2 separate regions of the Homo sapiens genome follow, and region 1 is linked to region 2. The links are chromatin contacts, found by Hi-C in ENCODE. All regions are on one chromosome and are shown on one strand. Each heading gives the region's core, a stretch centred on a gene start or an enhancer-like site at or near the end of the contact. The rest is flanking DNA. Distances are from core to core; before and after follow the strand shown. Region 1 holds the start of STMP1 (short transmembrane mitochondrial protein 1). Region 2 holds the start of LUC7L2 (LUC7 like 2, pre-mRNA splicing factor).

Region 1 (5,390 bases), core at 2,304-4,803, 3.7 Mb after region 2:
CAGCTACTTCGGAGGCTAAGGCAGGAGAATCGCTTGAACCCGGAGGCTGAGGCAGGAGAATCGCTTGAACCCAGGAGGCGGAGGGTGCAGTGAGCCAAGATGGCACCAGTGCACTCCAGCCTGGGTGACAGAGTGAGATTCTGTCTCAAAAAAAAAAAAAGCAACAGATTACAATAACACAATAACAACATCATAGGCAGTGTGCACAAAGCCCCCAGCAGTGCCATCATGTTAGCTTCCCGCCAAAAGCATCCTTAAAATAACTCTAGCTAAACCTTACGATTAAGGAAGCAGTAGCTTCCCTCAGGTAGTGTTGGTAACTATCTGCAAAGAGGTGTCTTTTACTGCAGTAAAAGAAAGGGGGGTGCTCACTTTGGCAGCACATACACTAAAACTGGAATGATACAGAGATCAGAATGGCCCCTGCGCAAAGACGACACACAAATTTCTGAAGCACTGCATTTAAAAAAAAAAAAAAAAGTCTAGGAGCAGTGGCTCAAGCCCATAATCCAACACTTTGAGAGACTGAGGTGGGAGGATTGCTTCAGCCTGGGAGTTCAAGACCAGCCTGGGCAATATAGTGAGACCCTATCTCCACTATTAAAAATAGTAATAATAAAGGGGAAAAACTGCAGTAAAAGAAAAGGGGAAAATCACAGGAACAAGGTCTCTTCAAGATAGGGACAAAGGGAGAATATTTTAATCTGAGGAGGAATATGAATAATGGAAGGACGTTATCACCAACACAAGCAAGTGCAGTGGTTTTCAAACTGTCCACAAATCACAACTGTAGGAGAAACATCTTAGACGGTTCCAAAATGTGTAATGACAACGCACTGCTTAACTTGTGACTGTTTCATCACTTCTAAACCTTTCCTATCACCTACCCTTCTGAGAGAAGCTAATCCCCACTTGAGAAGAAACTCAATCAGGGTTCAAATGAACCCTGCAAAAGAAAAACTGAACACTATCTGAATCCTTGTTGAGTGCTCCTGTTTTTAAGTTCTTTAATGTGTTAACTCATTTTTAATCCTCACAACAAAACTGTGAGGTGGGTTTGCATTTTCAGATGTGGAAATGGGAGCACAGAAAATTTCAATAGCCCACCCACGCTACCACAGCTTGAAAATGATGGGAGGCAGAGTTCAAACTGAGAAGTCTGACTCTGAAGTTTAATCTCTTAAACACTAGAACATGATGGTCATTTTTTAATAGATGAAATGACTGCACACAAAGAGAAATACTTGCTCAACTTTAGAGTCAGTGGCTCATTTGACAGAGGTGGAATCAATGTGAAAAGTAATGCTATCCACTTATTTAAAAAAAAAAGCAATGAGGTGGAAGACCAGAGGGTGAGAGAACATCAGTGTTCAGTTACTTCTGAGCTAGGAATATAATTGACAGCTTTAGCATCTCTCCTTAAATACTGAGAATTCTGAATTCTCAAATCAGAATCTGACCAGGCACAGTGGTGGCTCATGCCTGTAATCCCAACACTGTGGGAGGCCTAGGCAAGACCTGTCTCTACAAAAAAAAAATTTTAAAATTAGTCACGGGTGGTAGTGCGGGCCTGTAGTCCTAGCTACTACTAAAGAGGCTGAGGTGGGAAGGCTGCTTGAGGCCAGGAATTAAAGACTGCACTGAGCCATGATTGTGCCACTGGACTCTAGCCTAGGTGACAAAGAGAAACCTTGTCTCAAAAAAAAAAAAAAAAAAAAAAAATTAACACACAGTAAAAGTTTATTGCAAAACCAAATAGACTCATTCTGCAAAACCACTTAGAAAGTTAACTGTAATTGAATCATGTCCTCTCAGTTTATCAATGAGCAACAGATATAGTAAGCAGCTCAATTACATCATTCTATACTCTGGAGCTAAGTGATACCGCTTTTAATCTAGTGTTTACTACAAGAAAATGACTGTCATTATTCTGAACTCCTAAACTAACATCTAGTTAGGACACTACAGAAACTCCTAGAGGCAAAGGAGCAGCCCTGTCTTAGCTGGGCAGATTAAGGACACTCTTTTGACTAATTGGATTTAACAATCCATTACCATCTTTCAAAAGGACAAAAGGGGTGCATTTTGTGTTTTAATCTCTTTGATAAAGATACAGCATTTGGGGCCGGGCGCGGAGGCTCACGCCTGTAATCCCAGCACTTTGGGAGGCTGAGGCAGGCAGATCCCGAGGTCAGGAGATCGAGACCATCCCGGCCAACGGGGTGAAACCCCGTCTCTACTAAAAATACAAAAATTAACTGGGCCTGCTGGCGCGCACCAGCTACTCGGGAGGCTGAGGCAGGAGAATCGCTTAAACCCAGGAAGCGGAGGCTGCAGTGAGCCGAGATCGCACTACTGCACTCCAGCCTGGCGACAGAGCGGGACTCCGTTAAAACAAACAACAAAAAAAGATACAGCATTTGAGCCGGGAGCAGTGGCTCACGCCTGTAATCCCAGCACTTTCGTAGGCTGAGGTGGGTTGATCACTTGAGGTCAGGAGTTCGAGACCAGCCTGGCCAACTTGGTGAAACCCGTCTCTACTAAAAATACAAAAATTAGCTGAGCATCCTGGTGCGCGCCTGTAATCCCAGCTACTCCGGAGGCCGAGGAGGGAGAATCGGTTGAACCCGGGAGGCGGAGGTTCCAGTGAGCCCAGATTGCGCCACTGCACTCCAGCCTGACGACACAGCGAGACTCCGTCTCAAAAAAAATAAAAAATAAAAAAAAATAGAGGTTGAAAGCATCAAGTTTTGAATGCACAATAGCTTGGCAGAAAAACTTTCACTTGAAAATTTGATGAGCAACTCCTGGAACCTTCACCAAGCAATTTTTGAAATATACCGAGTTTTGCCAGAAAACTCGTTTTTAACTCAAATAAGGAGCCAAGAGAAATAGTCTGCTTACTCATGCTTACACATTTTGGGAAAAATTACTTGTATACCAGTGTCTGACTCATTCCTCCAACTCTGAAAGGTCTGATGAGGACTTAGCCTCTCGGACTTCGTGAGGTGGCTAATTTACGGTTTATTCCTGGCCTTCCTACCTCCTCAGAAAAGCCAACTAGCAGGGCTCCACAGCAGGGACCGGCCGGCGACCATGTAATGGAACAGGAGCGCAGAAAGAAAGGGGGGCGGACTACGAAAAGTCATCAAGGACCACACAAGCTTTAATACAAAGATTGCACAATGAGCGCGGGGCGCGGCACACAATAAGAAGCTCTGGAAACGCACACTCTCTGACACCTCAAAGTTTTAGGGACTTGGATGGCTGCAGAAAAATATTGGCAAAGGGATTTTCTGGGGAGGCAGGAAGAAAACGGCCGCCCTGCGAGGCGACGACCAGGCGCGGGGGACGAAGGGACCGCTGGACCCACGCCCAGGCCGGGTCGGCGGGGTCGGCAATCCTCAAGGGGGAAATGGGGTCCGAGGCACGCCCCAGGCAGCGGGCCCCGCTCTTCGGCAGCTCCACTCACCAGGAACTGGAGCATGATGTCGGTGGGGAGGGCGAGGAGGGCGCGAAGGACTGCAGCAGCTCCGCGGGCCGGTCCGAGCCTACCTCCCCATGCGCGGGGGGGGCGGAACCCCTCGTCGACTTCCGGGTCACGCCACGCCCCGCCCCGCTCCTCCCACTCAGCCCGCGCCCGGAAACGACTTGCAGTGTCGCAGCGCCCAGGTTCCCCCTGGCGGAGCGCGTTGGCCTCACCGCCTGAACCGGCGGGGCAGCGAGCGCGCGACAGGACTTGCGAAGAGCAAGTCCCGAGCCTGGCTGGGCATCCTTGAGCATCCCGCCTCTGTAAACCTGGGCCGAGGCCCAGGAATCTATATTATTCTCAGCACGCGGACTATTCTGATACACAGCCCAGTTTAGGGCTCTCTAACCTAGAAGGACGGCATGAGCAGCGGGTCCCATCCCTAGGTTCGCAGCTGAATCGTGGGGGCTTTTGCAGCATCCTCTACTTGGGCCCAGCTGGACTTTGCGGGGAGGAAAGGAGGCTTGTAGCTCTCAAAGCTCCGCAGGTGTGCTGTGTAATCAGCGTTGTGTAATCAGGTGTTGTGTAATCAAGGTAGAGGCTGGGTACCGTATGGGGCCCATGCTGCCGTGTGCCGCACGCCAGTCACTGAGATGATGAGTTTTGTAGCAGAGAAAAGGTTTATTCACCAGGCAGCCAGCCGAGGAGACGGGAGAACAGATCTCAAATCTGCCTCCCCAAAGATGGGTTTTAGGGATATTTATGGGATAGAGGAGCAGGGTGGTCTGAGGTGTGGGGAAAGGCGGTTGAAGGTAAGGAAAAGTTTGGCAATGGGTTATCTGCGCGAGGTAGTCAAGCTTCATGGCTCTTTATAGGATACATGGTCACAAAATGACATCCTTAGCATGATCTGAGTGTGGAGGTTTTGGCCCTCTAATGTCAGAAGGACACCCATCGGGCTTTCATGCAGGCCCAGTTGAGAGGTTGGTGGTTTAAACTGTACAAGAACTGACCCCAACTTCCTGAAAAACAAGAAACCTTTATCAAGCAACCCAGATGTCAGAGATGTTATCCATAAGGAAGATAGTGGGAGCTTAGATATATATTGTTTAGCTCTGTGACTTTAGCTATGTGGGTTTTTTAATCCACTAAAAGCAGGTGACTAAAAACAAGTGAGAGAAGTTGCATTTGGCAGGCCTCATCAGGTTGGCTCTCAGTTTCACTGGCCTAGCTGGGTTTCTTGCCTGGGATGGCCATAGGTCCTGTTGACAATTTGTATCATCGCCACAAAGAGTCTGTTCTGTCAGTCTTCCGGTCTGTGTATGTGTGTGTTTTTTTCTCTCTTTCTCTTTTAAAGAATTTATTTTAAGCCTATTATACCACACAGTATGTTTTAAACACTAACTCCCTAATAAGATATATAACTCCCTAATAAGATAAAGCAAAGACAAAAAAAGTTCATCTTATTAGAAACAAGATACACCATCCCTTATTGTCTTCAAAAATTATTGCACTTTAATTTTCATAATTTGACAAAGCATTCATGAAACAATCTGCAGACTAGTTTTAACAGACAAATAACACCTGTAAGCAGACATGACTGTCCTAAATTATTAGGTACGAATTTTACAAACTTTTTTTTTTTTTTGAGACGGAGTCTCGCTCTGTCACCCAGGCTGGAGTGCAGTGGCGCAGTCTCGGCTCACTGCAAGCTCCGCCTCCCGGGTTCACGCCATTCTCCTGCCTCAGCCTCCCGAGTAGCTGGGACTACAGGCGCCCGCCACCACGCCCGGCTAATTTTCTGTATTTTTAGTAGAGACGAGGTTTCAACGTGTTAGCCAGGATGGTCTCGATCTCCTGACCTTGTGATCCGCCCGCCTCGGCCTCCCAAAGTGCTGGGATTACAGGCGTGAGCCACCAC
Region 2 (5,071 bases), core at 1,903-4,402:
AAGCCCCCAACTTCCACCACTCACCCAGGAATGTCCTTTCTTGAAGTGCCCAGTGATCCAAAATTACCTCTCCATTTCCCTGCTAACAAAATTCCTACTCCTAAGGATTCCAGTGAAGTTTAGGTAATCTAAATGATTAACTACTTTATGTAATTCAAGTTAAGGTATATTTAACTAACAGACTTAAATCTCCAATGAATTTTAAAAGGAACTAATTAAAAACTGTCAGGAAGGGGAGGGGGAAGAAACCTTGAGGGGGTGAGGAGGTAATGTTTTCCCAAAGCCCCAGGACTCTGTGCCACTTCAGATTCCTTCACAGACAGGACACTAAGAGTGGAGGGGGTCACTGCCACCTTGAACCCCACTTCCAAAAAAGAGAGTCGCTGCTTTATAGTCTCTGGAATTAAAAAAAAAAAAAAAAAAGGACAGAGTTGCCTTAAATACCCTCCTACCTACCTTTTCCATCTCTCTCCCACCTCCTGGATACCCATTTCCACCTCTTAGTGCCAAAGACACCCAACAGCGTTCCCATAGGCTGTTTGTGTGTCCAATACAAGGGTTCCCATTAAATGGTTTCAAATTACATGGTGTTATTCAGGGGACGTTTCCATGTTCCCCTATCCCTGGGTAACTTGAAGTTGACTGTATGCTAAAAAAGAACAATCCTAATTATTAAAAGTCCTGAATCATAAAATGATATATATAAACTCATTAAATGGTAAGAAAAAAAAGAATGTTCTGATTATTTTGCATATATAGAATTAATTTTGATATCTAAAAAAAACTCCACTCAATTATTTTTCCTTGAAAGTAGTATATTTTTTACTTCTAACCCAATACAGCAGTGAAAATCCAGTCATTTCAGCTAAACAATACTGTGGACTCGTAAATATGAGTTCGATCATAAATCCTCTAAGTCTGAAGGTTAAAAAAAAAAATCCAGTAACAGACACATAAAAAAATACACAAAGTGGATTTTAAGAAATCCATGTTTCTGCTGACTACACACACAGAAATATATATATTTAAATTTAGCTTTGCAATACTAGACGGGCTGCCTAATTCAGAAACTTATCAGGAGATGGTTTACCTTGATCCAACTACCCTCCCAGTAAAACTAAGAAATCCAATCCATGAAGAAGATCCCAAAAATGGTATCCATCAAGGATTAAAAGGATCATGTAAAGCACGTCTTAAATAACTTAATTTTATTACACAGATTAGTTATTCTGTTAGCTAGGATCCAATGAAACCCGTTCCCAATACCCTCTCTCATGTTGGAAAAGGAGGAATGTTAAGACATGCTGCAGTGATAAAGTAACCATTCTTATCTAAACGTGAGAAATGATAACAGTTAAAAGTTTCTCCAGTGGCATTTTAAGTTAATGTTAACTTTCCATACAAAACTCATTTCCTTCCCAATCTTTCCTCTCTACACAACCACAAGTAGGTTTGCCATCTACACCTATTTGTCTATATATTCTACAAATAAAAGTTCCCAATATGGGTTTTTATTAAAACTGAAAATGTGAACACTGAAAAGCCACTCTACGCACTGCTGAAAGATTTGAATGCAATAAAATTTTTAAAATTTACTCATATTTTGCTGTAAAGCACTCATGTAAATTAAAAGAGTAACTTAAAAACTAAATTTAAGACGTGCCTTTTCTCTTAAATCAATACACTTAAATAACTTCTCAAGAAAAAAAGCATTTCCTTAGTGGCTAAGAAACTATCTGCCTAAAGAAGCAACACATAAAAACTACCAAGGATTTTGCTGTGTTAAGAAAGTAATGAACTAGACCTTTCCTACATATTTGAATGTATTTAAGTTGAATTTGAGAGTACATTACTAATTAACATCACCAAAAAAGCAACAGCATTTCATCATTTTATTTAGAAATTCTCTTTATGACAAAGGATAATCCAGCAATTAAGGGCTCTCTATACAGATTCTAAACTAAACGCCTGAAAGGATCTTTGTTCTCCTCTATTCTACTTCACTGGGTACCAAATTTTCAAAATCGTTCTGTTAGGGACATGCAACATTTGTCAATATTTACTGAACAAAGCCTCTATTAAATTGTCTAACAAAATGGAGGTCTCTCGGAAAAACAGGCCATAACATGTTCCTTCTCACAAAATGGGGCCAAACACACCCACTTAAGAAACCATGGTTTGGGTCAGATTTTCCATAAAAATGGTTGTTTCTGTGGGGCTCGAGGGTGCATCTCTGAGACTGGGTTAGTAATAAAGGTTTCCTCCTGACCCAGGAAGAGGAGGGGGAAGCTTCTCTCTAGGTACTCTGGAGGACGGCGGCGAGGGATGATCCCAAAGCTCTGGGTTAAGGAATTATATCGGGGGTGGAGGCCTTAGCTTTCCGCAGGTACCTAACCAGCGACAAAACGGGCCCCCCAACTACGCAACAGAGACGCGGGCTCTCCCGTCTCAGCCAAGTCAACATTAAAAGCACAAACTCTCCTTTCTGCCTCCAGGCCCCGCCTCACCCCATTGGCAGCAGTTCCCGCCAATCCGCATGGTCACCGCCCCCCCTGCCCGCCTGCCGAGCCCTGATTGGATGGGACGGGGGACGGGGACCTCGTGTTACCAATCTGGGAGCCCCTTACTCAGCCACACGCGCGCGCCCAGGTGCGCCCTCGGAACCCCTTCCCTTCGCCGTCCCCGTCCCCTCCCCCACCCCCAGGGCCCTGGCAGAGACTTACCGTCCCGGGAGGTGCCCATCAACTGGTCCAGCATCGCGCGCATCTGGGCCTGCGCCGACATGGCGGCGGCGTAGCGGGCGGACGGGCGGGGGTGGGGCGCAGACCGGGCCCTTTTGGGCTGGGGGATAAGGGGAAGGGATGGGGGAAGGTGCGCTGCTGTCTCGGTGGCCGCCGCCGCCTCGAGGCGTGCGGAAAGGGAGCCGGAGGGGTTGCGGGAAGAGTCCGGACTGCGCTCCTCACGACGACGTGTACGTGGAAGACGACAGCCCCCGACAGCGACCCTCGTGCCCTCACTCTCCGTCCGGTTCTTGGGACAGAAGCGACACGGGCCAAGCAAGCTCTCGCCTTCAACACCGCCACCCGCCAGAAGCCGTCAACCCCCCCTCAAGCTCTGACGCCGCTCGCCGCCACCGTCGCCACGACGGGAGCGCGCACGCTCCTCGCGCTCAGTCGTTTCCCGCGGGGGCTCCACCAACTGGCGTCCAGCTGTATCACTCCGCCCGCCCCGCCCGAGTGGAGTTCCACCCTAACGGCTCTGGGCGCGTGCACGCGCGCTCCTCCCGCCCCTTTACCCCGGATCTCGCGATACTCTGGTTCCTTAACTGACTGTGCAAGCCGGATCCGCCCCGAGGCGCCAAACCTTACATTACATTCCCTCCCGGCTGTAGGGCTGGCGGCTAAGGCTGCGCTGCCCGCGGTGATGGCGATTCAGACCCAAATTAGCAAAATGCGCTAGAGGTTAGCCTGGGCGGAAAGTAAGTAGAGACCATGCCCATCGTCGACCGGACTGCGGTCAGCCTCCTTGGCGTCTGAGGTGGGCGTGCTCGGGGCGAACGCCCGCCCCGAGTGGCGTGGACGCGTCCTGGTTCTCGTGCGCCTTTCCCGGCCGGGAGCAGGCCTGTCTCGCCGCCGCCGGGGCCGCGTTCCTTCCGCTGCGTGGGGCTTTAAGGCTCCTCGGCTGGGAAGTGTCAACTTCAGGAGAAAGCGCCCGAAAGCAGTACCCTAGGAAACAGGCGCGCCGACCCATTCGGATTCATCTTTACCTACAAGGTCGCGGGCGGCTTAGTCTGAATGTGAAACCATAAAAACTCAGCGTATTCTCAGCTACTGGGGAGGCGATCTCGGGGAGCAGGGAGCCAGCGGCGCTGGCCGCAGGGAAGCCTGGATTCTGAAGCCCGGCCCGTGACTGGGGCCTTGGCTTCAGTTCTACCCCTCGTAGGGCTGGTGGAGGTGGTCACACGTCTGCTATGGCGTGGCTGTTAGAACAAACTGGAATAAAATACTTAGCCCTGAGCCTTTCCCTGGTGTTTCTAAAAACTGTTTTAGTAAAATATTAATTCCTTGCCGGGCGCGGTGGCTCACGCCTGTAAACCCCGCACTTTGGGAGGCCAAGGGAGGTGGATTGCCTGAGGTCAGGAGTTCAAGATCAGCCTGGCCAACATGGTGAAACCCTGTCTCTACTAAAAATATAAAAATTAGCCGGGCGTGATGGCGGGCGCCTCCCCAGCTACTCGGGAGGCTGAGGCAGGAGAATCGTTTGAACCCGGGAGACGGAGGTTGCAGTGAGTCGAGATGACGCCACTGCGCTGCAACCTGCGCGACAGAGCGAGACTTCTAAAAAAAAAAATTCCTTAAGTAAGACATAGGTCAGTGTGCAGGAAGAAAGGTTGCTTAAAAAGAAATCTAAAACTGTAAGAAAAATGAATGAGTTAATAAAACCAAATGTTTAAGAAGACAGGCACTTTCTAGATACTTTGAAAGGACATAATAGAGATTTGTGTTCCATTAACACTGTATATTCATCGCCTAAAAAGAAATTTAAAACTGTAAGAAGAATGAGTTAATAAAATCAAATGTTTAAGAAGACAGGCACTTCCTGGATACTTTGAAAGGAAATAATAGAGATTTGTGTTCCATTAACACTGTATACTCATCGCCTTGGAACTGTTATTAGCAGATCAATAAAAAACATGAATAGTAGTAATAGTCCCAAAATTCCTTTAAATGTATATTGCGGCTGGGAGGGATGGCTCATGCCTGTAATCCCAGTACTTTGGGAGGCAGAGGCGGGCGGATCACCTTGAGGTCAGGAGTTCGAGACCAGCCTGACCAACATGGTGAAATTCCATCTCTACTAAAAATACAAAAATTAGCCGGGCATGGATGCGCGTGCCTGTAATCCCAGCTACTCGGAGGCTGAGGCAGGAGAATCACTTGAACCCGGGAAGTGGAGGTTGCAGTAAGCCGAGATTATGCCACTGCACTCCAGGCTGGGTACAAAGCAAGACTCTATCTCAAAAATAAATGCGTATTGGGCCAATGAAAATTTTTGAGGTCGGACGCAGTGG

What was found. Hi-C counts contacts between places; a loop is a spot of excess contacts on that map. Pooled maps may share reads with other maps.
Region 1: a loop to region 2 is called in a pooled map, with 7 times the contacts of the local background. The contact joins the promoter of STMP1 here to the promoter of LUC7L2 in region 2. A Hi-C loop is called at or near these places in 4 of 50 pooled maps.

Annotation. Positions count from the first base shown.
Region 1 is chr7:135,660,677-135,666,066 of GRCh38, reverse strand. STMP1 (short transmembrane mitochondrial protein 1) reads right to left here and starts at 3,553. Exons shown (of 3, transcript NM_001130929.2): 1 at 3,473-3,553. The coding sequence starts at 3,487. It also overlaps the pseudogene RNU6-1154P. RefSeq lists silencers at 692-986, 3,459-3,678 and enhancers at 1,770-2,294, 2,295-2,819.
Region 2 is chr7:139,357,975-139,363,045 of GRCh38, reverse strand. LUC7L2 (LUC7 like 2, pre-mRNA splicing factor) reads right to left here and starts at 3,152. Exons shown (of 10, transcript NM_016019.5): 1 at 2,724-3,152. The coding sequence starts at 2,784. All of the region lies in intron 2 of FMC1-LUC7L2 (FMC1-LUC7L2 readthrough), which reads right to left. RefSeq lists a silencer at 2,458-2,887 and enhancers at 3,118-3,167, 3,888-4,017.